Regions from separate parts of the Mus musculus genome. Here all the other regions are linked to region 4. Evidence: chromatin loops called from intact Hi-C (ENCODE). Cell type or tissue: left cerebral cortex. All regions are shown on one strand. Region 1 has its middle 5.2 kb from the start of Gm23716. Region 2 holds the start of Olfr993 (olfactory receptor 993). Region 3 has its middle 17 kb from the start of Olfr996. Region 4 has its middle 48 kb from the start of Olfr987.

Region 1 (8,000 bases), 140 kb before region 4:
ATATCCTATTTGTCTCCAATAGAGATAAATTTAAATGAAGTCATCTTAAAAATTTAAATATCCACTTTTAAAGACATATGAATCTCTTTTGTTTATATAAGTCACTATAAACTATAGAAACTCAATGGGAATTCCTGTTGAACCAAAGAACCCTTTAGTCAAAAATCAGCCATTAGCAGAAAAGCTGTAGTACCATATTGTACCTCATATCAGTGATCTGAACGTATGTTCAGGCTCTTGAACCATCCAAGCTGGCCAGAAGAAACTCCTAGACCTAGTAAGCTACATGGAAATTGAACCATGCAGTTTTTAATCACAATTGCTCTGTAGTATAGCTTAAGGTCAGGAATGGTGAAGCCCGGAGATGGTTTTATTGTTGAGAATAGTTTTTGTTATCCTGAGTTTTTTGTTATTCCAGATGAATTTGGAAATTGCTCTTTCTAAATCTATGAAAAATTGAGTTGGAATTTTGATGGGGATTGCATGGAATCTGTTGATTGCTTTTGGCAAGATGGCATTTTTACTATATTAATCCTGCCAATCCATGAGCATGGGAGGTCTTTCCATCCTCTGAGATCTTTGATTTCTTTCTTCAGAGACTTGAAGTTCTTATCATACAGATCTTTCACTTCCTTAGTTAGAGTCACACCAAGGTATTTTTTTCTATTTTTTATTAGATATTTTCTTTATTTACATTTCAAATGTTATACCCTTTCCTAGTTTGCCCTCTGAAAATCCCCTATCCCCTCTTCCCTCCCCCTTCTCCCCAACCTACCCACTCCCATTTTTGGCCATGGCAGTCCCCTATATTGAGGCATAGAACCTTTACAGGACCTAGGGCCTCTCCTCCTATTGCTGACCAACTAGGCCATCCTCTGCTACATATGCAGCTAGTGCCACCAGTCCCACCATGTGTTTTCTTTGATTGATGGTTTAGTCACAAGGAGCTCTGGGGATACTGGTTAGTTCATACTAATGCTCTTATGGAGCTGCAAACCCCTCAACTCCTTACACCAAGGTATTTTATATTATTTGTGACTATTGTGAAGGGTGTTTTTTCCCTAATTTCTTTCTCAGCCTGTTTATCCTTTGTGTAGAGAAAGGCCACTGATTTATTTGAGGTAATTTTATATCCTACTACTTTGCTGAAGTTGTTTATCAGATTTAGGAGTTCTCTTATGGAATGTTTGGGGTCACTTATGTATACTATCATATCATCTGCTAATAGTGATAGTTTGACTTCTTCCTTTCCAATTTGTATGCCTTTGAATTCCTTTTGTTGTCTGATTGATCTAGCTAGGACTTCAAGTACTATACTGAATAGGTAGAGAGAGAGTGGGTAGCCTTGTCTAGTCCCTGATTTTAGTCGAATTGCTTCAAGTTTCTCTCCATTTATTTTGATGTTGGCTACTAGTTTGCTGTAGATTGCTTTGATTATGTTTAGGTATGTGCCTTGAATTCCTGATCTTTCCAAGACTTTTATCATGAACGGGTGTTGGATTTTTTTCGAATGCTTTCTCAGCATCTAATGAAATGATCATGTGGTTTTTTTCCCCCTTTGAGTTTGTTTACACAGTGGATTAGGTTGATGGATTTCCATATGTTGAACCTGAGATGCTCCAGGGCATATCCTGCTACCCTAATCTAGCTGCATGCTGTCCCCTGAGCTTCATGACAACTACTCTGCTGGCTTCCACCAGTCCTACCTCAAAAGGAACATCCAGGCCTGACACACCAAGAACTTGTAGTCCAAGGTTGCCCACCAGAAGCCTGCTGCATGGAGAACATTCAGATTAGGCCCGCCTTCTGGATATCTGCTACACCAGGAACATCCAGGGATAACCAGATAGCTAAAGACCAGCATGAGAACACAAATAGTGAGAGCTAGGGCAATTTGAAAACTTCAGAGCACAGCTGTCCCACTACAGCCAGTCCTGGATACTCTTACACACCCAAAGAGCAAGAAAATGACCTTAAATCCAACCTTAAAAAGCTGATAGATGCCAGGCATGGTGGCACACGCCTTTAATCCCAACAGCACTGGGGAGCAGAGGTAGGTGGATTTCTGAGTTCGAGACCAGCCTGGTCTACAAAGTGAGTTCCAGGACAGCCAGGGCTATACAGAGAAACTCTGTCTCGAAAAAAAAACCCAAAAAACAAAAAACAAAAACAAACAAACAAACAAAAAAGCTGATAGATGCTTTTAAAGAAAAAACTAATAAATCCCTTAAAGAAACACAGAAAAATACAATTAAACAGGTGAAGGAAATAAATAAAACCATTTAAGACATGAAAATTGAAATAAAAGTAATAAAGAAAACAGAATATGAGGGTGACTATTCACAAAAGCTGTACCCCTGGAGCTCTCTGTACAACTTGGATATAGCTTACTAGATCAAGGAGTCCATGAAAAGAGTAGAATATAGAATTTGAGTGAGCTGCAGGGGTCAAGGACACCACAAGAAGACCTACAGAGTCAACTAACCTGGGTTCATGGGGGCTCCGGGGGACTGAACCACCAACCAAAGAGCATGCTGTGGCTGGACCTTGTCCCCCTACATTTGTAGCAGATGTGTAGCTTGGACTTAATGTGGCTCCCTTTACAATTAGAGTTGGGGCTGTCTTGGACTGTTTTCTGACACTGGATCCCCTTCCCTTAACTGGACTACCTTGTTTGGCTTCAGTGGATGAGGATGTGCTTAGGCCTGCAACTGGATGTCCCAGGGTGGAGTGGTACCCAAAGAGTAGGAGTGGGAGGGGGTTCAGCTTCTCTGAGGAGAAGGAGAGGAAATAATAAAGGGAGGAAGAATTTGTAAGAGTGGTACTAGGAGTAGAGGAGAGATGGAGAGTGGGGCTGTGATCAGGATGTAAAATAAATAAATTAAAAAAAAAAGAAATTGCAGTTATTGGGTGTACATAAGGTTGTAAGATACTCTAATGAATGAGGATTATGGCCTTTTAAACTACATTAAAAAACAAACAAAAAACAAAAAACAATACTCTATTCCCCTCTCTTCTCTTCCTTTGCTGCTGAAGTTACCATGGGAAATTTTCAGTCTGCATTTCTGAAGTTAACCCCTGCCAGAACCTAATCAATTTGATGTCCTAATTTCAGTCTTTTACTCTCCAAATCTGTGAAGAACAAATTTCTGTTGCTTAGAAACAACCTAGGCTATAGTAGCTTGTTATAGCAGCCCAGACTCTCTGAAATTTTTACACAGAGTGAAGGGCATCTGTTTCAAGTATTTAAAAATAGGAAAGCAGCTTTGGGTGTGGGTAGTGAATAGATGCTGGATGGAATTTTTGAGGTGCTGCTTGAAAAAGTAAAATGATTCACACCAGGACTGATAGAGATATGGAGAAATTTTATTTATTCTTGGAGCTTAAGGAATCATGTATTGGTAGAAAAATGATGGCAATGATGTTCGTGAAGAAATGACTCAATGTGATTTTGAAAGAGAGAGTTTTAAGCCCTAAAGTATTTAGAGGGCAATATATCAGTCTAATTGAATTTATTCCCCAGACATAGGATAGCAGAACTCACTTCCCTGATTCAATACTTTCTTTGGGTCCATTGCCTCTTTCTTTCTTTCTTTCTTTCTTTCTTTCTTTCTTTCTTTCTTTCTTTCTTTCTTTCTTTCTTTCTTTAAATTTTTTTATTAGATATTTTCTTTATTTACATTTTAAAATGTTAAAGGCTTTCCTGGTTTCCCCTCCAAAACCCCCATCCCCTCCCCCTCCTCCTGCTCACCAACCCACCCACCCCTACTTCCTGGCCCTGGCATTCCCCTATACTGGAACATAGAACCTTCACAGGACCAAGGGCAACTCCTCCCATTGATAACCTACTAGGCCATCCTCTGCTACATATGCAGCTAGAGCCATGGGTCCCACAATGTGTTTTCTTTTGTTGGTGGTTTAGTCCCTGGGAGCTCTGGTGGTACTGGTCAGTTCATATTGTTGTTCTCCTATGGGGCTGCAAACCCCTTCAGCTCCTGGGGTCCTTTCTCTAGCTCCTACATTGGGGGACCCTGTGCTCCATCCAAGGGGTGACTGTGAGCATCTGCTTCTGTATTTGTCAGGCACTGGCAGAGCTTCTCAGGAGTCAGCTATATCAGGCTCCTATCAGCAAGCACTTGTTAGCATCCATAATAGTGTCTGGGTTTAGTGATTGTTTATGGGATGTATCCCAAGATGAGGCTGTCTATAGATGGTCATTCCTTCAGTCTCTGCTCCACACTTTGCCTCTGTAAATCCTTCCATGGGTATTTTGTTCCCCCTTCTAAGAAGGATCAAAGTATCCACACTTTGGTCTTCCTTCTTCATGAGTTTCATGTGATTTTTGAATTGTATCTTGGGTATTCTGAGCGTCTGGGCTAATATCCACTTATCAGTGAGTGCATATCACGTGTGTTATTTTGTGATTGGGTTATCTCACTCAGTTTGATATCCTCCAGATCCATCCATTTGCCTAAGAATTTCATAAATTCGTTATTTTTAATAGCTGCGTAGTACTCCATTGTGTAAATGTACCACATTTTCTGTATCCATTCTTCTGTTGAGAGACACCTGGGCTCTTTCCAGCTTCTGGTTGTTATAAATAAGGCTGCTATGAACATAGTGGAGCATGTGTCCTTATTACAGGTTAGAATATCTTCTGGGTATACACCCAGGAGTGGTATTTCTGGATCCTCTGGTAGTACTATGTCAAGTTTTCTAAAGAACTGCCAGACTGATTTCCAGAGTGGTTGTACAAGCCTGCACTCCCACCAACAATGGAGGAGTGTTCCTCTTCCTCCACATCCTCGCCAGCATCTGCAGTCACCTGAATTTTTGATCTTAGCCATTCTGACTGGTGTGAGGTGGAATCTCAGGGTTGTTTTGATTTGCATTTCCCTGATTATTAAGGATTTTGAACATTTTTAGGTGCTTCTCAGCCATTCAGCATTCCTCAGGTGAGAATTCTTTGTTTAGCTCGGTACCCCACATTTTAATAGGGTTATTTGATTTTCTGGAGTCCATCTTCTTGAGTTCTTTATATATATTGGATATTAGTCCTCTATCTGATTTAGGATAGGTAAAGATCCTTTCCCAATCAGTTGGTGGCCTTTTTGTCTTATTGACAGTGTCTTTTGCCTTACAGAAGCTTTGCAATTTTATGAGGTCCCATTTGTCAATTCTCGATCTTACAGCACAAGCCATTGCTGCTCTGTTCAAGAATTTTTCTCCTGTGCTGATATCTTCAAGGTTTTTCCCAAAATTTTTCCTCTATAAGTTTCAGTGGCTCTGGTTTTATGTGGATTTCCTTGATCCACATAGACTTGTCCTTGGTCTACCTGTCTGTTGCTGTACCAGTATCATGCAGTTTTTATCACAATTACTCTGTAATTCAGCTTGAGTTCAGGCATGGTGATTCCACCAGAGGTTCTTTTATTGTTGAGAAAGTGGGGAAAAGCCTTGAAGATACTGTCAATGAGACAAAAGGGCCACCAACAGATTGGGAAAGGAGTACTACTCAGCTATTAAAAACAATGAATTTATGAAATTCTTGGGCAAATGGATGTATCTGGAGGATATTATCCTGAGTGAGGTAACCCAATCACAAAAGAAGTCACTTGATATGCACTCACTGATAAGTGGATATTAGCCCAGAAACTTAGAATATCCAAGATACAATTTGCAAAACACAAGAAAATCAAAAAGAAGGAAGACCAAAGCATGGATACTCCATTCCTTAGAATAGGGAACAAAATACCCATGGAAGGAGTTACAGAGTCAAAGTTTGGAGCTGAGACGAAAGGATGAACCATCCAGAGACTGCCCCACCGAAGATCCATCCCATAATCAGCCACCAAATGCAGACACTATTGCATATGCCAGCAAGATTTTGCTGAAAGGACCCTGATATAGCTGTCTCTGGTGAGGCTATGCCAGTGCCTGGCAAATACAGAAGTGGATGCTCATAATCATCTATTGGATGGAACACAGGGCCACTAATGGAGGAGCTAGAGAAAGTTCCCAAGGAGCACAAGGGGTCTGCTACCCTGTAGGTAGAACAATAATATGAACTAACCAGTACCCCCAGAGCTCATGTCTCTAGCTGCATATGTAGCAGAAGATGGCCTAGTTGGCCATCATTGGGAAGAGAGGCCCCTTGGTCTTGTATACTTTATATGTCCCAGTACAGGGGAATTCCAGGGCCAGGAAGCAGGAGTGGGTGCGTTGGGGAGCAGGGCGGGTGGAAGTTATAGGGGACTTTCCAGATAGCATTTGAAATGTAAATGAAGAAAATATCTAATAAAAAATTGAAAAAAAAAGGTTACATTAACTTACTTTCAGATGTATACAAATTGTCTATACTTTGTTTCTCATCATTTATATATTATTGGTATTACAAATTATATATTTTATATTGTTTGTAATGGCACAGTTTTAATATTTATTTATTTATTTATTTATTTATTTATTTATTTATTTTATGTATATGAGTACACTGTAGCTGTCTTTAGACACACCAGAAGAGCCACCATGTGGTTGCTGGGAATTGAACTCAGGACCTCTGGAAGAACAGTCAGTGCTCTTAACTGCTGAGCCATTTCTCCAGCCTGACTTATTTTATAGTTATAATTATTTTATACTTTTTAAGGCATTCTAGAATGAAACATGAATTAAAAGTGATTGAAGTACCACTGTTTCAGTATTAAAGTATTATTCCAATTTGCTTTGTTTTTCTGTTGCTTTCAGTTGCAAATGAAGACATCTTTTGCTTCGTTTCAAATGAAGACATCTTTTAACATTGATTTTGTAATGTATGTCTAAGTGTGATAACCCTCCTCTATTTTATGAGAATAAAAGGATATCTTTTTTGGAGACTCCTTTTTCTGGGGGGTGGGGGGGATCACAGGCTTGCAGGCCCACAGGTGGAACAAGCTCTAGTCAGAGACAGCAAGACTAGCTAACATCTGAAAACCAGATGGCAAGAGGCAAAGGAAAGAGCATACGCAACAGAAACCAAGGCTACATGACATCATCAGAACCCAGTTCTCCCACCACAGCAAGTCCTGGATATCCCACTGAAAATGCAAGACTCTCATTTAAAAACACACCTTGTGACTATGATAGAGGACTCTAAGAAGGACATAAATAACTCCCTTAAAGAAATACAGGAGAACATGGGTAAACAGCTAGAAGCCCTTAAAGAAGAAAGAGAAAAATCTGTTAAGGGATTATAGAAAAACACAACCAAACAGGTGAAGTATTTGAACAAAACCATACAGGATCTAAAAATGGAGCTAGAAACAATAAAGAAATCACAAAGGGAGAGAACTCTGAAGACAAAAAACCTAGGAAAGAGATCAGGAGTCATAGATGCAAGCATCACCAACAGAATACAAGACATAGAAGAGAGAATCTCAGATGAGAAGATACAAAGAAAACATTGACACAACAATCAAAGAAAACACAAAATCCCAAAAGGTCCTAACCCAAAACATCCAGGAAATTCAGGACACAATGAAAAGACCAAACCTAAGAATAGTAGGTATAGAAGAGAATGAAGATTCCCTGCTTAAAGGGCCAGCATATAAACAAAATTATAGAAGAAAACTTCTCTAACCTAAAGAAAGAGATGACCATGAACATACAAGAAGTCTACAGAACTCTAAATAGATTGAGCCAGAAAAGAAATTCCTCCTGTCACATAATAATCAAAACACCAAATGCACAAAACAAAAGAAGAATATTAAAAGCAGTAAGTGAAAAAGGCCAAGTAACATAGAAAGACAGAACTATCAGAATCACACCAGAATTCTCACCAGAGACTATGAAAGCTAGATGTCATACTAGAGGAGTTATTTTTTAAAAAGTGCTACAGCCTGTGAGGGGCTGGGACAGCTCTACTGCTCTCACCCTCTCAGGAATGACTCACCTGTGCTTTTGCCATTAGGGCCACCTCTACTGTGCTGCCCAAGTGAGGTGCAGGGGCTGCCTTCCAAGTATTC
Region 2 (8,000 bases), 130 kb before region 4:
ACTCCCCACAGAGGAAAAAACACTCAAGAGAGACTTGGTAGGCAATCAGCGATCTCCGGCTCCAGTCAGTGAATTGGAGCAACTCCGGTGTAAGTAAGACAAAGCAAGCCCAGGCTCACCACCAGTTACAACACATCTTCAGTGTGTGAAGGAACTGACAAAGCAAAGGACCTTTGTCAGAGTCCAGCATGGCTCACAAAAGCAGGAGGGGGCTTTCCATCACTGGTGATGAAACAAAATGCTTAGGGCTTAGAGGAAGTGGGTGGGTTGGGGAACAAGGCAGGGGGAGAGTATAGGGGACTTTCGAGATAGCATTTGAAATGTAAATGAAGAAAATATCTAATAAAAATAATCTAAATGTCTGGGAAATGAAATTAACATGAGAGCAAATATGTCATTTTCCAACCAGTTGACACTATATGCCTTTAATACATTTTGAGAGTTCTTTATGTAGCTTGGCTATGATTCTTTTTTCAGCAATGAGTTATGAACATCTTTTCTCCCATGGAGTTTGCCTTTTCAGACTCTTTGTTTTTGTTAGTTGAATATTTTCATTAGGCTCGATTTACTTATTTATACCTATTAATCTATACTGCCCAGTTTTTCTCAATTGTTACATCTTATACAACATGATGAAACTTTTGCATATAATGTCTAAGAACTCTCTGCTATGTTCTCTGATTTCAATATTTTACCTTATATTATTTTACTAAAAAGTAATAGCTTACTTGGGTGATGTGAACATGCCTCTAATCCCAGCAATTGGAAGTCAGAGGCAGGCTGATCTCTGAGTTCAAAGACAGCCTGGCCTACAGAGTGAGTTCCAAGGCTACACAAAGAAACCATGTCTTGAAAAAAAAAATCACGTCTCTTGTGTTAGCTTTAAATATATGATCTATTTTGAGTTTGCTTTGATTTATGATGTAAATTTCATATTACATGATTTTTACCCTGAAATGATCAAGCATTCTGCATCCTACTGAATGGCGTTTGCATTTTTTGTAAAAATCAATGGGCTAGACCTATGTATACTGTTTTCTGGCTTCCTCTACTCTTCATCTGTGTTTCAGCTCATCCACCAATAGCACAGTGTGTACTTCTACAATGCACAGATAAATCTTGACAACAAGGTTATTACCTCATTATACTTTATTCTTTGGGAAGTCTTGCTTAGGTAGTATAACAACTTTTCCCTTCCATATAAATTAGAGAATAGTCTCTCATATATCTAGAAAAAAATCTGACAGATTGGGAATTATGTCTATTATGTATCAATTTCAGACAGATTAACATCTCATTATGCTAAGCTTTTTAGACCACATAGTTTGTCTCTGTATGTAGATCTTTGGTTTCATTCATCTGTGCTTTCTGAGTTTCTTCATACTAATCCTACACAGATATGACTACATTTATACCTAAGTATTCTACTTTAGTGACTCAAAAGGAGACTTTTAATTTCATCTCCCATCTTCCAATACTAGTATGCAGGGAGCTGATTTCTTTATAGTCATCTTGTGTTCTGAAGCTTTGCTGGAGTAACTTGTGAACTCTAGATGAGGGTAGATTCCTTGGGATCTTCTGAATTGTTTATGTCACCTACAAATATACACATGTGTATTGTTCCTAACATGTATGAATTTGATTCCTCTTCTTCCTTCATTTTACTAACTTGAATTTCCATAAGCATAAGGAATGGCATTGACGGTAATGTGTTTCTCCAAGAAGGCAAATATTCATATTTGTAGATGTTCTTCATCAAATACAAAATATCCCTTCTATTCATACAAGTTAAACTTTTTAAAAAAATTTTAATATTTTTTATTACGTATTTTCCTCAATTACATTTCCAATGCTATCCCAAAAGTCCCCCATACCCTCCCCCACACTACAAAATGTTTAGATTTATAGGTGAGATGTTTTTCTTTTTTTTTTTCCTTTTCCATTTTTTATTAGGTATTTATTTCATTTACATTTCCAATGCTATACCAAAAGTCCCCCATACCCACCCACCCCCACTCCCCTACCCACCCACTCCCCCTTTTTGGCCCTGGCGTTCCCCTGTACTGGGGCATATAAAGTTTGCATGTCCAATGGGCCTCTCTTTCCAGTGATGGCCGACTAGGCCATCTTTTGATACATACACAGCTAGAGTCAAGAGCTCCGGGGTACTGGTTAGTTCATATTGTTGTTCCACCTATAGGGTTGCAGATCTCTTTAGCTCCTTGGGTACTTTCTCTAGCTCCTCCATTGGGAGCCCTGTGATCCATCCAATAGCTGACTGTGAGGAGGCTGAACTTTTTAAAAGTCATGACCATGTATTGAATAATGAGAAATGCATCTTTGAAAGTTATCCGACATATTAGGAACTAGGTTTTTTTCATACTATTTGTATAGGGCTTTTTTTCTATTATCCATTTATCTTCAATTATTCTACTGATAAATAAATATCCATTGAATATATTTATCATAAATTCATAATCCATTGGTCTGTTGATCATCTAGACTGCTTCCATTTTTGCTGTTATGAATATGAGAACAATAAGCATGGATGTGTAAGTTTATCTATGACGACATACGTAGTTCTCTAAGTGTGTGTTCTGGAATGATCTAAATACATATTTCAGTAATTCTACTTCATTATTATTTTTGAGTTAATATAATTTCAACATTTCTTTCTTCCATTTCCTCCCTCTAATCCTGTATATCATTCAAATTCATGACCCCTTTTTTCACTAACTGTTATTGAATGCATATGTGTATGTGTATACAGATGTTTTATAAATACAACCTGCTCAGTTCATATATTGTTACTTATATGTATGGTTTCAAGGCTGGCTCTTTGGCTCTGGACAACCAATTGCTGTGAACTTCCCTGGGAATACCACTCCTAGCTTTCCTTCATTAGCTATAGTTCTTTGCATAGGGTTTAGGCCTTATGGTCTTTGCTCTTTCTACTTTGGCATGTACATTGGTGTCATTCTTGTTCAGCTCCTATTTAGGCAATCATGTTGGTAAGACTTTATGGGTGTCACTTCTGGTGTGACTATGAGACTCAGTCTCACATCAAAGTCCCTGTTCTTCTGGCTCTTAGAAGCTGTCTGCTCTTCTGCTGCACTATTCCTTGAGCCTTCAGAGCAGGCATGTTTTGTAGATGTATACATTGTCACTGTCCACACACTGCATTTTGATTGGTTTTGGTTTTCAAAACTCTCCATACAGATTTACAAAATGTCATTACTATGTTACACTCACACAAGCAGTAAATAAGGGTCCTCTTTCCCTACTCTTTGGCATTATTTGTTCTCTCTCTTTTCTTGATGCCCGTTCTTTCTACAATGAGATGGAATCTCATAGCAGTTTTAATTTGTATTTCTTTGATAGCTAGGTATATTCAAAACTTTTAAAGTGTATTGACAACTTTTATTTCTTCTAAGAACATCTGTTATAATTATTAGCACATTTGTTACTTAGAAGTTTAGGAGTCTTAATGTTTAGTATTTTAAGTTCTTTATATATTCTATATATTGACCCTTGTCAACACATAGATATAACTGAGTGTGCTTAGGTACCCTTGTCAGTACATAGGTACAACTGAAGGTTTTTTTCCTATTTCCTGTCTGTTTACTCTGCTCATAGTCTCCTTTGCCATATAGAAGCTTATTAATTTCATGTTGCCACATTAGTTAGTTCTTCTGGATACTTCTTGTTCTACTGGAATTATATTCAGAGAGTTCTTGTGAATACTTAAATATTGAAGCATTTTGTCCATTTTCTCAAGCTTAGCATTTGTGGCGTCAATGTTCTTTGATCTACTTATATGACATTGTGCAGCATGCAAAATATGAATCTAATTTTACTTTTAATACAGGTAGGCACCCAGTTTTGTCTGTACAATTTGTTGAATGGACTTTCTTTTCCAAAAAGTTTTGACACCTTTATCAAAAATCAGATGATCATGACTTCATGGGTCTATCCCTTGGTTCTATGTTCTATTGGTCTATGATTCTATCTATCCCTCTGTTCTGTGTTCTATTGGTCTATGCTTCTGTCTATTCCTCATTTCTATTGTCTATTGGTCTATCCTTCTGTCTATCCCTCGGTTCTAGGTTCTTTTGGTTTATGCTTGTTTCTTCCTCAGTTCTATGTTCTATTGGTCTATGCTTCTGTTTCTTCCTCGGTTCTGTGTTCTATTGATCTATTCCATGATTCTACGTTCTATTGGTCTGTGCTTCTATCTCCTCCTTGCTTCTATGCTTCTGTTTTTGTGCTGTCCCAGGCTTTTTGTCACTATGGTTCCATGGTGAGGTCAGGTGTGATAATACCACCAGATGTGTCCTTTCTACTTATGATTTCTTTGGCCGTAGTTGGCTTTTGTGTTCTTGGATGAATTTTGTTTTTCCTGCTACTGTGAATGACATAATTAGAATTTTGGTGGGTGTTGTGTTGAGTCTATAGAAAATCTTTGGTAATATAGACTTTTCACAAATTAGTTCTACCAATCCAGGAGTATGGAATATTGTTCTATATCTAGCATATTCTTGAGTTTCTTCCCACCTTGCCTTAAAGTTTTCATTTCCATGCTTACATTTATTCCTAGATACAGTTTAATCTATTGTGAATGATTATTTTTCCTGTTTGATTTTTAAAATTTCAGTGTGCATATATAAAGACTACTAATTTTGTATGTTGAGTTTGTATCCTGCAATTTTAGTGAAAGTGCTTACTGAAATGATTTTCTGGTAGAGTCTGTGTGGTCTTTTGAGTATAGAGCACATTATCTGTAAATAGGGATATTTTTACTTTTTTAAAGAAAAATAATGGCTCAAGTACATTAATTTATAGAGACTTCATTTCAAATATATATATATGTATATATATATATATATATAAGACTCTGAAAATTGACAAATATTATGAGTGCTTGTTAGAAAAAGTCAACTACTATAAAATTAATAAAAATGGAACAGACTTAATATATTAAAAATTAAATTACTGAGATTTTCTTCTTTGTCCCTCCTTTTCTTAGTGTTCTCAGAATTTTCAGTGACAATGATACAATACAATGAGACTGAAGTCAAGGGCTTCTATCTCCTGGGATTTGGAGTCCAACATGATATTCAGTGTTTCCTCTTCATTGTGTTTCTTATCATTTACATGACATCCATGGTGGGTAACACTGGGATGATTCTTCTAATCCACACTGACTCCAGACTTCAGACCCCCATGTACTTCTTCCTACAACATCTGGCCTTTGTTGATATCTGTTATACATCTGCTATTACTCCCAAGATGCTACAAACCTTTGTAGTAGAAGACAGATACATATCATTTGGAGGATGTGTAGTGCAATTACTGATCTACGCAATCTTTGCTACTTGTGACTGTTATCTCCTGGCAGCTATGGCAGTGGACCGCTATGTAGCCATCTGCAAACCACTTCGTTATCCCATACTCATGTCCCGAAAAGTCTGCATCCAGATGGTAGCTGGCTCCTATCTCATTGGATCAATAAATTCTTCAGTACACACAGGCTTTACATTTTCATTGTCATACTGTAAATCTAATCACATCAATCACTTTTTCTGTGATGTGCCCCCAATTATTAGCCTTTCCTGCTCCAACATTGAGACCAATATCAAGATTCTTGTTATCTTTGTTGGATTTAACCTGATATTCACTGTGCTGGTTGTTATCTTCTCCTACATGTACATCATGGCTGCCATCTTAAAGATGTCCTCTACTGCAGGGAGGAAGAAAACCTTCTCCACGTGTGCCTCCCACCTGACAGCAGTCACCATCTTCTATGGAACCCTTGCTTACATGTACTTACAGCCTCATTCGGACAATTCCGAGGAGAATATGAAAGTGGCCTCTGTGTTTTATGGCATTGTGATTCCCATGCTGAATCCTCTGATCTACAGCCTGAGAAACAAGGAGGTCAAAGATGCTATAAAATTGACAAAGAAAAAGTTATTTAGATTTGACACACAATAATAAAAATTCACCATGTCAAATAATTAGTATAACTGTTCAGCTATAGCATAATAATTATGAAATTTGAAGTCGTGAGTTCTTAAATGGTGACTGCACCTATTAATGCATCTAACCATATAATATATGAAATATTCAATTACTTCTCCTGAACATATTTAGAACTCATAGTTTGAAATTTATGTTTCACACTGTCATGAAGAGGACTTTATGAGGATTATTTTAGATATTGAAAAATATACTTTTAAAAATATTCTTTATGAAATACTCTTTCAAATATTTTAAGTACTTTAAAGTAGTGGTTCTGAGCCTGAGGGTAGTGAACCTTTCAGGGATTGTATATCACATATTTGCATTACAATTTATAACAGTAGCAAAATTACAGTTATTAAGTAACAACAAAATAATAAACTGTACTAAAATGAGAACCATTTCTTTAATCTCTAGAAATATATTTTACTGTATATAGTAAACATTAACATTTAGATTCATTTTTATCTCCTACCTGAATATAGATTCATAAATTGTTTACCATGGGGTCTTTTGTAAATTCTATTCAAATTACTTCAGTAATCTGAATATGAAATAAATATATTTATTTTTAAATGTCTTACAATTCAACCTGTCCCTCCCATCTCACGTTCTCATCATTATTACATTCCTTAGCACTTTATACTTATTTTTTCACTTAGTACCTTCTGTATTTTTCAATCTACCTTAATCTTCCCTATTAACTGCTTTCTATTTTTATCCCAAGCGAGATAATCTAGAGAGAGATGGCACTAAAAATATAACCTTAATCATTCATTTACAAAAATTATACACATCAATTTTATGCAGACAAACTGCTTTAGAATAGACAAAACAGAAACCTACTGCTTTGTAGTGTGCCAAGAAACTGGCTTCAGATACTGCATTGTATGAAGTGCCATACTGGCACTCAAGTCTCTCTGCTGACAGTTCTCTTATTAACAGAAAAAAAGGGGGGGGCAAAGAAAATCAGTGGCCTTTCTCTACACAAAGGATAAACAGGCTGAGAAAGAAATTAGGGAAGCAACACCCTTCACAATAGTCACAAAAAATATAAAATACCTTGGCATGATTCTAACTACGGAAGTGAAAGATCTATATGATAATAACTCCAACTCTCTGAAGAAAGAAATCAAAGGAGATCTCAGAAGATGGAAATATCTCCCATGCTCATGGATTGGCAGGATTAATATAGTCAAAATGGCTATATTGCTGAAAACAATCTACAGATTCAGTGTAATCCCCATCAAAATTCCAACTCAATTCTTCACCTAGTTAGAAAGGGCAATTTGCAAATTCGTTTGAAATAACAAAAAACCTAGGATATAAAAAATTATTCTCAACAATAAAAGAACCTCTGGTAGAATCACCATGCCTGACCGCAAGCTGTACTACAGAGTAATTGTGATAAAAACTGCATGATACTAGTACAATGACAGACAGGTAGATCAATGGAATAGAATTGAAGACCAAGAAATGAGCCCACATACCTATGGGCACTTGATCTTTGAAAAGGAACTAAAACCATCCAGTAAAATTAAGACAGCTTTTTCAATAAATGGTGCTGGCTCAACTAGCAGTTATCATGTAGAAGAATGTGAATTGATCCATTCTTATCTCCTTGTACAAAGCTCAAGTCTAAGTGGATCAAGGAACTCCACATAAAACCAGAGACACTAAAATTTAAGAGGAGAAAGTGGGGAAAAGCCTCGAAGATAGGGGCACAGTGGAAAAATTCCTGAACAGAACATCAATGTCTTGTGCTGTAAGATGGAGAATTGACAAATTGCAAAGATTCTGTAAGGCAAAAGACACTGTGAATAAGGCAAAAAGCCACCAACAGATTGGGAAAGGATCTTTACCAATCCTAAATCAGATAGGGGACTAATATCCAATATATATAAAGAATTCAAGAAAGTAGACTCCAGAAAATCAAATAACCCCACTAAAAAATGGGGCTCAGAGCTAAACAAAGAATT
Region 3 (8,000 bases), 280 kb before region 4:
TAATTGGCTTGATTTAATCCTTCTTCAATATAAACACATTTTAAAAATTATACCACCATCACCCAGCAGCCTTGACAGGAAGCCACTGAAGAGAACTCATGATAAGGGTTCCTGTGGTCCTCCTAGGTATCACACCCTGACACATCAAGTCCCTGTGAGGCTAGGTACATCCTCTTCCACTGAGACCAGACAAGGCAGCCTAGCTAGAAGAACATATCCCACAGACAGTCAACAGCTATTGGGATAGCCCTCATTCCAGTTGTTCAGGACCCACATTTTCCCTGTAATTCTTTAAGGGTTTTTTGTGTTTCCTTTTTAAGGGATTCTAGCTGTTTAACCTGTGTTCACGTGTATTTCTTTAAGGGAGTCCAAAGTTCACAGTCTCATCTGATATTCATCCAATCACTTAACTGTAATCCCCAAAGCAAGACTGGAAACCAGTTGGCCAAATTCCAAACTGTGTCTCTATGTTATATGTCAAAGTGGTCTTCCAATCTTTACCTCCTTTTTCAGTCCTCGGCCATTAACTACAACTGAGGCTGCACCTTCACCAATGACCTTCCCTAGCCTCTCACAGTGCCGAGCCTCAGCTGCTCTCCATGACCCCCTTGTACCTTCAAAACCAGTACCACATAGGTGATTCTCACACATTACCAAGTATAGCTGAAGCATGAGGTACAACCTTGGCTATCTTTGGGACACAGCTTCTTTGTGCTCTCAAGAAACAATTCCCAGAAGATTTCACCTCAATGATGCTTGTCTCTTCTTAATCGTTGCTAATTTCTTAGCTCCAGCTAACCAGTACCAATTGTCCCAGTAGTCCCCTCTATTTTTGACCTGTGCCTGTGCCACCTTGCCTAGGACTAAGCTCTTCGTGGCTACTATGCCTCCAGATCCAGATCAAAAGCTTGTGTCTTTCATTTTCGATTGTAGCTCAGTCCAGAGTAAAAGTCCAAGTTAAAACAATAATCAAGTAACAACACCATCTAATATGATATAACCATTCCTTGTCCAATGGCAACGGCATAAACAATAAGTTTAGCTGGGTAAGATCTCTCCTCCACCCCCAAATCACCACTCTCTTAATCTGTTTATCTCCTTGAACACATAACTCAGCTTCATTTCACTTCCTGGTCCCTCTTTATTATTTGAACCACACATTTTATATTTTTGCTTTCTAAGCTTGCTATGTTTATGCAAAATGTTCTTCGTGAGACTTAACCAGAGAGCAGAGTCTCTGTTGGGCTTGAGACTTCCTTTGTCAATGCAATTAATATAAATCTCTTCACCTTAGCCTCAGATAGACTCTTCAGACATTCTTCACCAAAATGTTATAAGAACAGCTTCTCAGACACATGCTAAAATTCTTCTCCCCTGAAACCTCTATAGGCAGGCTTCCCCATTTCAAATCACCCTCAGCAACAATCTTCCATATTCCTACTAGGATAGCCCACTAAGCTCCTCTTAAAGCATCCCACTGCACTCCAAATCCAACGTCCCCAAACCCACATTCTTCCAATCAAAAGCATGGTCAGACCTATCACAGCAATGCCCTCCTTTTGGTACCAACTTACTGTCTTAGGGTTTTACTGCTGTGAAGACACAGCATGACCATGGCAACTCTTACAAAGATCAACATTTAATTGGCGCTTGCTTACAAGTTCAAAGGTTTAGTCCATTATCATTATGCCAGGAAGCATGGCAGCATCCAGGCAGACATTTTTCTGGAGGAAATAAAAGTTTTACCTCTTGTTCTGAAAGCAACTAGGAGAAGACTGTCTTCCAGGCAGCTAGGATGAGGGTCTTAAAGCCCACACCCACACTGACACACCTACTCCAACAAGGCCACACTTTCAAAGAATGCCGCTCCCTGGGCCAAGCATACTCAAACCACCAATACCAATGTGTGTGTGTGTGTGTGTGTGTGTGTGTGTGTGTGTGTGTGTGTGTGTGTGTGTGCACATGTTATGTTGTCTTGGTGGAACTGAGCAACAAGAGAGGTTCTAGGAGGTAGGATGGGTCCCAGCCAGGTCTTCAAAATTTGAGGAAATGTTTTCAGGTTTTCTCCAGTGACTATGATACTAAGAGTTTGTCATACAAGGTCTCTGTTATCCTGACATTTAACTACTCCACACCCAACCTGTTGAACATTTGAAATTGTGAAGCAACACTGGATTTCCTCAAATGTCTTTTCTATTTTGCTATATGCAGTTTTGACATTTGCTTCACTGTTGTGGGGAATCATGTCTACTTATTTATTTTGTAGTATTTTCATATCTTATGTCAAAATCTCACTTGACCAAGTGAGTGATTCTTTTTATTTGCTATGGGGCTTGGTTTGCTAGTATTTTGTTGGGAGTTCTTGCCTGTCTTCACCAGTAATATTAGTGAACATTTGAAATTTTGAAATTTGAATTTTTTCAGAATTATGAGTGGTTTTGCTACCATAATTGCTTCGCAACGTGAGATTAAAATTAATCTCTTTCTCTCCTCATCTCCTTGGTTCCTAAGATGTGTAGGGTAAAATCATTTTTATACTCATTTGAAAATGATGTCAGCCCAAATTTATGGTCCTGCCCTGGAATATTTAAAACCCTGCTCTTACAAAGGATACTTTGAACTAAGCTTTATGGTGTGAGCTTTCTAAAAGAACGCATTGTGCTTATGGAGAAAAAAGAAGACTTTGCTAAAAAAATATTATCAGACTTCTAGATATTATAAATGCTCTTAATTTCTGGTCAGAAGCTTGAAGAAGCTATTATGAAAGATCAGAGACAAATAATCTGAATGAGAAGTGTGTGACTAGAACTATATAGGCACATATACTTTTCAATTTCAAATCAATGTCAATCCATATCACTCTTAGCAGAAATCATGGGATGGGGTTGACAGGATGACTTAAGCAGGTGACAGCAACTGGCTTCTGCCCTCAGCCTCCTCAATGCTATCACAATGACTCTATTATCGGGGTAACTGTAGATGCAGGGTGAGGCTTCATATAAACATATGCTCCGGTGCTCATTCTCTTCAAGGCAAATCAATTTTCTGAGACTGATGACACTAAACAGCTATTTTGTCAATAAAAGAGTGATCCAGGCACAATGGTAAGGCCTTATCCTATGAGAAAACTAACCATGCGCATGGTGTTAGGTTTATTTATTTCATTTGCCACCACACATAATAGGAAAACAACCATTTTATTTTATTGGCATTAACACAAATGCCAGGCCTGGTTCATACTCTCCCAGCCTTCAGCTGTCATTAAATCTGAAACCTCACAAAGTATGTAAAGTATCATCATAGTATTCCACCTAAAAACAACCTCAGACCAGAGACAAGAAGATAACAGCAAGGGGATTAGTGTAAACAGCCTAGAAAGTGAAATATCTACAGCACAAACATAAAGATCTGAGTTCAGAACCCCAATATCCAGGTAAAAAGGCACTCAGAGTGGCATGCACCTATAACCCTAACACTGTGGAGGGGAAGACAGCTATATCCCTCCAGCTCGCTAGCCAGTCTGTCTAGCTTTGGTGTTAGTGAAAGACATTTTCTCAAAACACAGTGAAGCAAGGTTGGAGACACCCAGTGCACTTGCTCATGTGCATGTGCACATGAACGAGTGCACACACGCACACGCGCACACAACACACACACACACAAAAGAGAAACAGATACATGAGCAGGAACCTAATACACTCTGATTCAGGACACATGTACAGAAGCCACTGGCAAACTAAATGCTAAAATGGCTCATAAATAGCATTAGTGTCATTATTTGGGATAACAGAATGATTAGGACAGTTTCCCACGGTGAAACTGTCACTATGTTGGCTTGATATCCAGAGATGGAAATAGAAGTAACCTGTCTCACAATTACTTGAAATGTCTACATGAAACTGAAGAAGAACGAAGACCAAAGTGTGGACACTTTGCCCCTTCTTAGAATTGGAAACAATCACCCATGGAAGGAGTTACAGAGACAAAGTTTGGAGCTGAGACAAAAGGATGGACCATCTAGAGACTGCCATATCCAGGGATCCATCCCATAACTAGCCTCCAAACGATGACACCATTGCATACACTAGCAAGCGTTGGCTGAAAGGACCCTGATATAGCTGTCTCTTGTGAGACTAGGCCGGGGCCTAGCAAACACAGAAGTGGATGCTCACAGTCAGCTATTGGATGGATCACAGGGCCCCCAATGGAGGAGCCAGAGAAAGTACCCAAGGAGCTAAAGAGATCTGCAACCCTGTAGGTGGAACAACATTATGAACTAACCAGTACCCCGGAGCTCTTGACTCTAGCAGCATATGTATCAAAAGATGGCCTAGTCAGCCATCACTGGAAAGAGAGGCCCATTGGACTTGCAAACTTTATATGCCCCAGTACAGGGGAATGCCAGGGCCAAAAAAATGGGAATGGGTGGGTAGGGAAGTGGGGCGGAGGGTATGGGGGACTTTTGGGATAGCACTCTAAATGTAATTGAGGAAAATACGTAATAATAAAAAATATTTAAAAAAAAAAGAGGGGATAGTTCCAGTCCCTTCGAATTTAGATGGATGAATCTTGCATTTTCTGCTTAACAGTTATCACTGGCACCTCCGTGGAAGTCCTAGAGTGTCCAGTAGTTAACAATCCCCAAGTGCTTCCATAAGGGAATGACTGATGAGACCTGATGTACATTCATCCCAACCCTCCTTTTTCAATAGGTTTATTCCGAGATGTTTCAAGCTGTCAACAGACACTAAACCTCAGTTACGTGGTAGCAGTTACTTTTATTAATCACCTTTCCCATTTGTCATTTCCTCAGTACTGTGCCTCCGTTTACCTCCTGAGCACATTATTCAAAGGAATCATCATCTCAGGCTCTAAGAAATGCAAACTGGGAATCCCACCTTTGCAGCAGCCTTTGAAAGCTTGCTATGTAATTACAACTAATGACCAGAAGGTGGCAACGCATCCACACACAAAGAGATCTCAATGGCCTGCCTGCTTCAAATCACAGCGGAAACATGAAATTCAATCACCAATATTCAGACCATGACACAGATCTCTTTTTCCTAACTATAAATACCCTGATTATGAATTTTACTAATATCTTTAAAATAAGATTTCTAAAATGTTGAAATTTTATATCCATAATAACAACAAACTCATTGTTCGTTGGTTTGCAGAGATATCATCTCATGATAATATTTGCACATAAAAATATTATCATAAAATATTATCTCAGCACCCATGAATCCAATTTCTCACAAGAAGCTAGAGTATGTTTCTGAAACTCTAGTTAGGCCCTAGACTATAGTTCTCCAAACTAAATATTTTTGTGAGATCCTTTAGTCACCATTTAATTTCTGTTTATGTTACCTATAGGTCATGAGACTTACCTTTCCATGATCAAGCTGCTACCTCAGACGACACTCAGCTGATTTGCATTAGATATTTTATTTGTTTCCTCTGCAAAAAATGCAAATACCCACCTACTTCACAGTCTGCATGAAGCAATTTTTGTGTAATCTCTCTCCAACTCGTAAGAACAGTCAGATGATATCAGAATGAATGTCAAGGTCAGTTTGTGAAGTATAGTCCAAAAGGAAGTAAACTTGGTCTAATATTGCTCTGTGCCAAATAAAATGTCAACTAAAAATGTCACACATTTTTTTCCCAATCAAATGTGACATATGGATCCTTATGCCACAACTCTCTTTCCTTTTGTCAAGAGAAGGAAAAGTGGTTAATCTGAACAAGTTCACAGAAATCCTGTCCCTTCCTAGTCAGGTATCTTCAGTTGATTGACTTATTCATAGACATAGAAGACATTTAACAAGAGAGCAGGCCACGGTTAATAGAATCTAACTTCTCACTTTTACAAACAAGGAAGTGAACTTTTCATATACTTCTCCCAACCCATGATCACGTGGCTGTTTGGTGGCAGAGTTCCCGGTTGTCACAGTGAACTAAATATAAATTATATAAGATGTACTTGCTCATAAAGTGGATCCCAACTTATATTAGATAAGTGTGCACGATTCTTAACAGGTTCTAACATCATCAGCTAATGGTCACAAAGGTCCATAGATACTGTTTGAAGTTACTGTGAAATTATCCAGGCCTCCTCCTTTAACTTCTGTGTGACTCACCTGCTGTCTGTCAGTTTCTGACATTGTGTTTAAAATAACATTGCTTACCGTGGGATTTTATCCACTTGTTACATTTCGAATGTGAATGTGTCTGTGAGATATTTTACCAATCACTCAATTTTTAAGTAGCTCTTTAAAGCAAAAGTATGTTTTATGTCAAGAGATATTTATAATCGGTTAGTTTTCTGGTTTCTTTTATGATGTGATTAATGAATGTTAATCTTTTATGATGTGATTAATGAATGCTCTTGTGGAAGAATTTCTGGAAGGGGGACCAGTCCAGCTGTTTCTATATGTTTCACAAAATATCAAACAACAGGATGTGATGTATCATAGCATATTTGTAAATGGTAGGATGGGTAAATGGTTCAGTGGCTAAAAGCAAGGAACTGAATTCAGGGCCCCCATATCTATGTAAAAAAGCAAAATTCGAGCAATTCCAGGTGTGAGAAGACTCAGGATGATCCCTGCAGTCACTAGCGGGGCAGTGTAGGCAAAACACTGAGCTCCCGGTTCAGTGAGAGACACTGGGTCAAAACACAAGGCAAACAAACAAACAGACAAACACCAAAAAATAGAAAGTGGCGAGGCAAGACATCCAACTGTGACCTCAGCATCACACACACACACATACACACACACACACACACACACACACACAGAGAGAGAGAGAGAGAGAGAGAGAGAAATAAGCTTGCTGTGAGTATTTGTATGTTTATACATACAGCTAGTCCTTCCCCCAAATTCAAGGAGGACAATTAAAGAGTAAGCAGTTAAAGGAATCATGGGGAAAATATGTTCATCTCCTACCTTTCCCCTATTTCAGTGTTGCTCTTTTAGCCCTATGGAGGGATCAGAAGGTTTCTGAGTTCTTCTTGGCTACTCCGGTCCTTAGCTGATATTAATACCCACCCTTACCATTGAGGCTGGATTTGAGAGTGATAAACACTGGCACATCACACTGAAGTTGACTACTATTGTCTCTCCCAGTTATGTTTTTCTCTTGGGCACTAGGAGGAGAATTATCTCCCAGTCCTTCACCAATAGCCTACTTTGATTCTTAACCGTAGTTAAGACTGAATACTACGACCCTTAGCTACTAAGGTAGACTGTAAAGCTTTCAGGACAGCACTATAATTTGGAAATGTAATTGAGGAAAATACATAATAAAAAATTACCCAACATAAATAAAAAAGAACTTCAAGTCTCTAAAGAAAGAAATTAAAGAAGATCTCAGAAGATGGAAAGATCCCCCATGCTCATGGATTGGCAGGATCAATATAATAAAAATGGCTATCTTGCCAAAAGCAATCTACAGACTCAATGCAATCCCCTCAAAATTCCAACTCAATTCTTCAATGAATTAGAAAGGCCAATCTCCAGATTCATCTGGAATAACAAAACACCTAGGATAGCAAAAACTCTTCTCAAGGATAAAAGAACCTCTGGTGGAATCACCATGCCCAACCTAAAGCTGTACTACAGAGCAATTGTGATAAAAATTTCATGGTATTGGTATAGCAACAGAGAAGTAGACCAATGGAATAGAATTGAAGACCCAGAGATGAACCCACACACCTATGGTCACTTGATCTTTGACAAAAGAGCTAAAATCATCCAGTGGAAAAAAGACAGGAAAAAGACACCGTCAATAAGACTAAAAGGCCACCAACAGATTGGGAAAGGATCTTTACCTATCCTAAATCAGATAGAGAACTAATATCCAATATATATAAAGAACTCAAGAAGGTGGACTCCAGAAAATCAAATAACCCCATTAAAAAATGGGATTCAGATACAAACGCTGAAACCATTGCATACACTAGCAAGATTTTATCGAAAGGACCCAGATGTAGC
Region 4 (8,000 bases):
TGGATGAGAAGGAGAGTCCTCTAAGGTTTCTACTCATAAGGATATTAATCTTACCTGATAAAGACCTCGTTTTTATATGCTTATGTGACCTTGATCAATTCCTTATTGGTTCTATTTCCAAACACAGTTACATGAAGAGTTAGGGCTTCTCCAAGAAGATAGCAGCTATTAAATGGGAATTACAATACAAAGCATGGGTTACCTCTGGTGTCAAGAAGACCCCAGAAGTCTCCAAGACAATGTAAGCTATTACTGTCGCCCTTGGTTACCCACCATAACTACACAGTAAGATACGTTTTGCTAAAAATTCCATACATTTAGCTGTAAGACACAGAGAAATGAAACTCAAAACAATAGGTAAATTTCTTGCTGGCTAGCTTCACAGTATTAGAAGGTATTGAGCAGGTTACTGAGGGGGGAGAAAATCAGTGGTCTTACTCAGCACTGGACACTGTATGCTGCAATATCAACCTGCCAGGCAAGTCGTGTCCACTGGTGTACCAGCAGCATGAGTGTTATAGGGTAACTAATCACTTTCTGGTTGGATTAGAGATCTGATCTACAAGAGGGAAATTTTCATACCTGACATAGTAATTACTATCAATAGTCCTTGGATAGGAGGGCATTGTAGGTTCCCTCAGGTATAACCTACTATTTTATTATTTTAATAAATGGTCACTGTCAAATGCCTTCTATATATTTATGTGTATATCCAGAGACCTGGTTGCTCTCAAGCATTGTCAGAGAAGTTTCTTTATGTAGTGGGTACCAGTCAAAAGAGAGATATAACTGCTTAAAATACTGAGACTAAGACACTGAGTATTCAGCTCTAAACAGGGCACCTATATCAAACCACCCTCACCAAAGCCCAAGGGTCATCACAGAAGATAATATGAGTAGAATGTAAGAGATAGAGGATGAGGTTTGGATGCCATGAAATGCTGTTTACTGGATGTAAGACCTGAACCAAATCAAGCCACCCAAAATCCCGTCATAGATGAAATAGCTGACCTCCAGACAGTGGAGAGTTGCTGGGGAAGGGAGACTCATTCTTTTCTAAGGTGTGGCTCATTCTTTTCTAAGGTATTGTTTATGCTGCAGAGGGTGGTTGCACCTATGAATATATTGGCAGCACTAACTAGACTTAGACTATCAGAGGGAGGGGGAGAAACAAAGTTGGGAGGAGCATGTTTAGAAAAGTAATTTGGGGTAAATGAGATCATACTTCATTGAATGCACATATGATATTTTCAAAAATGAAACTCCTTTGCAAAAAAAAGTTATAGCTTCAATACATTGATGGAAGCACAACTCAGTTCCTATCCATGAGTCTGTCTCTGAATTGGGACATCTAACCTCTGGGTTATGAAACAATTGTTTCTGTTATTTTAAGCCTCCCAGGTTGTATTAATAGTACTTTTGCTGACAACCCCCAAAAAACTAATACATGAGGCATGCTCATAGCTGCTTTGGTGTGAGGTATCTGTTTTGTACGTGTCAGGAGTTAAATTTACCACTGGGCACAATTCAACCCACATCCCAAGCAAAATCATCAAGGATTTCTTTTCTTCAACTCTCAGCTTCACTTTCCTCTATATGATGGAATTCTCAGATCAACTCTCCTTCCTGGTGATCCCTGGGAAATTCTTCTTTATATTGTATTGTCTTAACAGTCCCAGCAAAAATAACAAACTTTGGTACCATGAGATCATCTCCTTCCTCAAAAGTCCAAAACTACCTAGTCTGAATTTCATTGGCCCAGTTATATGTCCATCCCTAAACCAATCACTGTAGCTGGAAAGAAGCAATATTTATATAAACAGAAAGTGGAAATGGGTGGGAATCTGACTTTGGTACCAAAACAAACTCCAAAGAGCTGCAAAGGCATAAATCATGAAATTTCAGCAAACTGAAGTTTATAAACATCTATGAAATTCTCAGAAGAATATGAAATTCTCCTAGGAAGAATTATGGGTTGTAATGACAAACAACAGATTCAATTAAACAGGATTGGTTTACTCAAACAGAAAGTAAATTTTCTACTGTATTCCAATTTGGTAAAAAAAAAAAAAAAAAAAAAAAAAAATTTAAAAATAAAATAGAGGCTAGGAATAAGATGTAGGAGGCATGAGGCAGAGAAATCCAGCCAAGATTCTGTCTGTGTTCTACCAGCCAAAGAACAGACAACAGAGATATCTTCATGGCCTCTGCATATGGACAGGAGATGAGGCTGTGCCTTCCAACTCCCACCCTCTCACTCCCTCATCCCCCTACCCTCACCCCAACTTAGAATCGTTCCCAAAGAAATAGGGTGCCTAATGTTAGCAAAGAGAAAATTTCATGATCATTCTTTCTACTTAAGGATAATGAGAAAAGCCTGAATCATTCAGGAACCCAAGGTCAAGGTGAGTGAGGCATGGCTTCTTTAGAAACAACCATCAGTCAAGTCAGAGTAATGAAATCAAGCCTATCAACATGCCATTCACATTGTCAGAGGGAAGCAAGGCAAGCTCCTCTGTGAGTGAGAGGTGTCAGGAAGGGAGTAATGTCGTTTCAACTGGTGCTGAAAGCCAAGAATTAAGGTCTGAAGAGACTTCAGGGAAATGACATCCTGAGTGCATGCAAAAATAATAATAGTAAAATAAAGGCAGGCAATAAATAAGATATATTTTTTTAAAAAAATGTTTCTTCAAGCCACATCTCAGTACCTCAAAGATTATCTTTTAAAACAGCTGTTGCTCAACAACTACTTATGGCCTGAAATAAAGGAAAACACTCCCACGCCAACTTTACACTCGAAATAGAAGCTACAAAGACACAAAAATACCCAGGCCGCTATGGCAGCCTGATTCCAGGCTTTTTATGGAACAAAAAGCCATTTGGGCTCTCGAAGACCTCCCTCCTCCTCTCCCTGACTATTGTCCCGTCTCTCCCAAGCACACACTGCTGAGCTGGCAGCAGGGAACAGAGGAGAGCAGCCATCTGGAGCTGGAGCCAGCCTCCTGTTCCTCTGCACCCAGGCAAGCAGGTTCTTTCCAGGGACAGTGGCAATAAAATAAAAACTCTCACTACTGTGTGCTGAGCAATTGACACGGTGAGAGGTAGTCTGCAGCTTCTTGAAGGTCAAATCCTTTACAAACACCTACTAGGTGGGTAATCTGCTCGTTCTGCCTTCCTAGGTGAAGAAACTGTGGCAGAATGTTCATGCTCTTTCTCTCCAGCTATACAAAATAAGTGACTGAAATCTCTGTGTTCTCTTAGCTTGTGGAGGCTGGTCGGGGAGGAGTAGGAATGGACGAAGGTAAGGAATGAATAGTTATACTAAGCCAAATTCTGGACTAAGCAAGCTACAGAAAATCAAAACAGTCCAAATTTATGTAAACACAAGAGTGTGCTTAATCATAGGAGCTATATACAGTTTAAAAATTATTAATATAATCAGCGATATTTGTCTTATCAAAGAAAAATAAATCCACCCTGTAGCACAAGCCCAGTTCATTTAAATCTTTTTTTTCTTTTTTTTCTTTTTTTTTTTTTTTTTTTTTTTTTTTTTTTTTTTTTTGTTTTTCGAGACAGGGTTTCTCTTTATAGCTCTGGCTGTCCTGGTCTCACTTTGTAGACCAGGCTGGCCTCGAACTCAGAAATCCGCCTGCCTCTGCCTCCCGAGTGCTGGGATTAAAGGCGTGCTCCACCACACCCGGCAAAAGTTGTTTTTTTTTTTTTTTTTTTTTTAAAGATTTATTTATGTATGTGAGTACACTGTGGCTTTCTTCAGAGACACCACAAGAGGGCAACAGATCCCATTATAGATAGTTGTGAGCCACCGTGTGGTTGCTGGGAATTGAACCCAAGACCTCTGGAAGAGCAGTCAGTACTCTTGGTTAAGTACTCTGGGCCACCTCTCCTGACCTCCATTTAAATCTTTTAACCCCTTGACATGGACACCATTACTGCCCTCTGTTGGTAAAGTGAGGAATCACAAGGTCCCATCAGTTAAATGATTTACTTGGTGTTTAGGCTCAACCATACTGTGCATGCCTTCAAATAGTACACTAACCATAATATTGCCATTGTTGTTAGTGTGATAGAAATAATATAAGTGATTGTTTTCTTAGGGGGGTGAGGTTTGATATTTAGAGGCAGTCCATGTGACTTTGGATTTCAACTACAACATACAGTTGTATTATCATAGATAGGTAAGTCAGTCTCTCTGTGCATATTCATTTATTTATAAAAGAAAGGGAATAATAGTGTTTCTTTCACAAAATTATTAAGAATATTGAAATGAGAGCATCAGCTATAAGTGTTTAAAGAAATGCCTGGAAAAAATACATTAAATAAAATCCTGTTGCTACTGCTAATCTTTTTGAAAAAGAGAATAGAGTTACAGGGCATATGTTATGTACCCAAGACTACACAGGGAGAGGAAAACTAGAAAGAGGTTTTCGGACCTGTGCTGACCAATAGAGAAGGTAAAGTACAGAGAGGACCAGGGCTTCTTCTCACAGCCTTCAGAGGGCCACTTCAGACAAGCCTAGAGAAATGGTAGATCAGACATAGCTCTAAAAGTTTACTGAGGGCCTCTGGTAAATCCTGGAAAGTTACAGCCGTTGACCCCATTACCACAAGCATGTATACCTGTGCAATGAAAAAAGTTTACCAAAAAGGTTTCCTCAGATATTTCTAGACCTCCTTGTACACTAGCCAGAGAATCTCCAAAAAAGAATCCTACCTTGCATAACACATCTCAAACTCATTCCCCTTGCACTGATTTAGACAGAAGCTTCCAAAGTGATCAAAACCATACTCTCGCTCCCGTCTCTGACTGACCATGTGAAGTACAGAAGTGTAATGTTTTAGTAAAGTTTAGAGGACTTGTAGTGTGGGGAGCCTCATAGAAATCAAAGGATGCAGATGGAGTCTATTGGGAGAGTGCTTACCTGCCACACGGGAGACCCTAGATGCTGAAAGGAAAAATCATTTGATGGGACTTTGTCAGAATCATCCACTATAAAAGAGACCAGGACAGACTGGCCCATGGGAGTAATTCTACCTGAGAACTCTGATTGCACTAAACTCCTTCCATCTCCCATGCATCCTAAAAATAATTCTGGAATGATTAAAAATTTAAAACTGTTCGAAGTAGCTGCATGTAAAAAGCAATCTACACAGAGGAGACTGGAAAAGAACATATCATGTATTAGTTATGGGAAGAAATGCTGGAAGATTTGTGGGAAGCCACATGTGCCGTTGCTGAGTGGCACTGACTACTGCTGGCCACCATGCATAAGATTGGACAAACAACCAATGTGTACATATGCAGTAAAGTTTTTTGCAAAAACACTGCCTGGCCCAGGCATGATAATGAGGTTCTGTAAGGTACTGAGAGTATAACCAATCGGATGTGAGACATGCAAATGAGGTATGATAATGAGGCTCAGTGAGGTACTGAGAGAGAGTAGCCAATCAGATGAGGAACATGCAAATGAGGCTTAGTGCATAACCAATCAGGGTATGAGACACGCCTCTCCTAGGCCTATAAAAGCAGCACCAGCTCTGGGCAAAAAGTCTTTTCGCCTCTGCAATCAAGCTCTCCCAATAAACGTGTGCAGAAGGATCCTGTTGCAGCGTCGTTCTTGCTGGTCGAGTCGAGCGCGCGCAAGAAAGATTAATGTGTTTTTTTCCCTCTGTCTCATCTATGTTTTGTATTTTCCAACTTTTATATAATGCATATTCTGTGTAATGGTAAACCTTGGGAAGAAAGTCTTGTGCTTCATACATATATTTTTACATTTTATATCATGATGCTAAGTTTAAAATATTAAATAACTAAGCATTTCCAAACTTATTTATTTTTACTTATTATTGTGTGGATGTGAGGACACACACACATGTGCCACATGTTTGTAGAGATCAAAGGACAACTTTATGGAGTTCCTTTTGTCCATCTGCCTTCACATGGGTCCCAGGGTCAAACACAGGTCATCGGGCATCCACACTGAGCACGTGCCCACCAAGCCATCTCACTGGCGAATCCCAAACTACTTATTTTCAACAAAATAATGTATCAGTGGAGAGAAAAGAAACGTTTCCTTGGGCTGGTGAGATGGCTCAGTGGGTAAGAGCACCCGACTGCTCTTCCGAAGGTCCAGAGTTCAAATCCCAGCAACCACATGGTGGCTCATAACCATCCGTAACAAGATCTGGTGCCCTCTTCTGGAGTGTCTGAAGACAGCTACAGTGTACTTACATATAATAAATAAATCTTTAAAAAAAAAAAAAAACGTTTCCTTGAAAACCAACTGAAGTCAAGATAGTGTGTGTGTGAAGATTTACAGGCATGGTCCTAAAATTTCTTAACTGACACCGTTGAAGAGGAGACGGAGTAAAGGACAGACTCTGAGTGACTCATTTGGAATGTTCTCAGAGCTCAAATGCTTTTATCAGAACAGTGTTGGGAAGGAGATCAGGAAGACTGAGCATGCCTGCATCCTGGGACTGTGATAACAGAGCAGCAGTGACCCAGTCCTGCAGCTGTCTAGCACCAGCCCATTTTTAAAGCCCATTCATAATAATTAGCGACTGGAAAAAGCCCAAATGGGCAACAATAGGAAAATGGCTAAACAAACAGTGGTGGATTAACTCAGATGGAATACTTCATAACGAGAAACAATAGTGGACTTGCAGATTGAGCTGATTCTGGAAATGTTTACATGGCCTCATGTTAACAGAGAAAAAGTGAAATACAAATTACTGACTTGGGAATTTAACAGGGCCTTTTAAAAGCCTATCACATTAGCATCTTAGAAAAGACAGAGGAATTAAGACTTTATTGTTCATTAGAGAAAAGAGCTGACGTAAATTCTGGCTCCTCTGGGAACTAAAGAGGAAATCTCCTATATGTGGAGATAACAGCTTTCTGTCCTCTGGACCTAGGAAAGTGAAAAATTAATGTACCTGCCCTAAGCAGGGTGCTTTTTTCAGGCAAACACATGTACAACTTACAGTACCTATTGTCTTCTTAAGGGACTCCTTTCCTGTCTACTTCTATTCAGTCATATAATCCTTACTTTTTTTTTCTTTTCTTCCTAATTAAACATTAAGTCTGAACACTTTAAATACAACTGAGCTCATCAGAATGGTATTCCAAACCACTCCCACTTTAGTCTCAGCTTGCATTAAACGTTGTATGCTAACTTCACAATTGTCGGAGTTAAAACTGAAATGTTTTCTACCTTCTGTGGAAATCAAATAAACTGAGAGTCAGGCGCTGGGTTCAGAGCTTCTACTCCAGCAGTCTTGACTTTGTTCTGTATTTCTTAGACATGCAGTAAATCCTGACACATTATCTATTCTCAATAGGTATTGATCATACAGATAACAGCAATAAGTAATGATACAGAAGAGAAACGTTTTTAAAAGTAAAGCAGAGCTTACCTAGAAAGAAGCCTTTGGTGCCCACCCACAGCCATTCTGATTGTCCTTGACATGACATTTTTAGTCCTGTCACAAGTGATGCTACAGATGGCTACATTGTCACATAATCAACCCCAAAAATTCTACAGTGGAACTTACATAGCTGGAAAACACCTCCAGTGAAGTGGCTGGATATAAAATTAATTCAAAAACATCAGTAGCCCTCTTATATACAAACAATAAATAGAATGAAAAAAAATTAAGGAAACATCATCCTTCAAAGGAGCCACAAAAAATATATAAGATACCATGGTGTAACTCTAACCAAGAAATTAAAAGACCTGTATGACAAGAACTTCAAGTCTCTGAAGAAAGAAATTGAGGATGATATCAGAAGATGGGAAGTTCTCCCATGCTCTTGAATCAGTAAGATTAACGTAGTGAAAATGGCCATCTTAACAAAAGCAATCTACAGATTCAATGCAAGCCCCGTTGAAATTCCAATACTTTACAGCCGTTGAAAGAGCAATTCTCAACTTTATAAGGAGAAACAGAAAACCTTGGATAGCTAGTGCAATCCTAAA

What was found. Hi-C counts contacts between places; a loop is a spot of excess contacts. Peaks named below come from ENCODE experiments on the same cell type or tissue, not always from the same donor. Only the 100,000 strongest peaks of a DNase experiment are listed, where the experiment ranks them.
Region 1: it touches region 4 in a loop (14-fold over the local background); 6 of 42 quality-filtered maps call a loop at or near these places.
Region 2: it touches region 4 in a loop (2.1-fold over the local background); 6 of 42 quality-filtered maps call a loop at or near these places.
Region 3: it touches region 4 in a loop (2.5-fold over the local background); 9 of 42 quality-filtered maps call a loop at or near these places.

The regions. Positions count from the first base shown.
Region 1 is chr2:85,421,327-85,429,326 of GRCm38, reverse strand. No RefSeq gene overlaps it. Among named protein-coding and RNA genes, the nearest start is that of Gm23716, 5.2 kb to the right of the region's middle. In left cerebral cortex, no CTCF peak of the experiment used is centred here; a DNase peak (open chromatin) is centred at 3,241; H3K27ac peaks cover 675 bases.
Region 2 is chr2:85,411,927-85,419,926 of GRCm38, reverse strand. Olfr993 (olfactory receptor 993) reads left to right here and starts at 5,050. Exons shown (of 1, transcript NM_146435.1): 1 at 5,050-5,994. The coding sequence starts at 5,050. The coding sequence ends at 5,994. In left cerebral cortex, no CTCF peak of the experiment used is centred here; no DNase peak of the experiment used is centred here.
Region 3 is chr2:85,558,336-85,566,335 of GRCm38, reverse strand. No RefSeq gene overlaps it. Among named protein-coding and RNA genes, the nearest start is that of Olfr996, 17 kb to the left of the region's middle. In left cerebral cortex, a CTCF peak has its summit at 4,940 (motif pointing right); DNase peaks (open chromatin) are centred at 4,946 and 5,894.
Region 4 is chr2:85,279,766-85,287,765 of GRCm38, reverse strand. No RefSeq gene overlaps it. Among named protein-coding and RNA genes, the nearest start is that of Olfr987, 48 kb to the left of the region's middle. In left cerebral cortex, a CTCF peak has its summit at 3,910 (motif pointing left); DNase peaks (open chromatin) are centred at 2,221, 2,513 and 2,901; H3K27ac peaks cover 1,227 bases.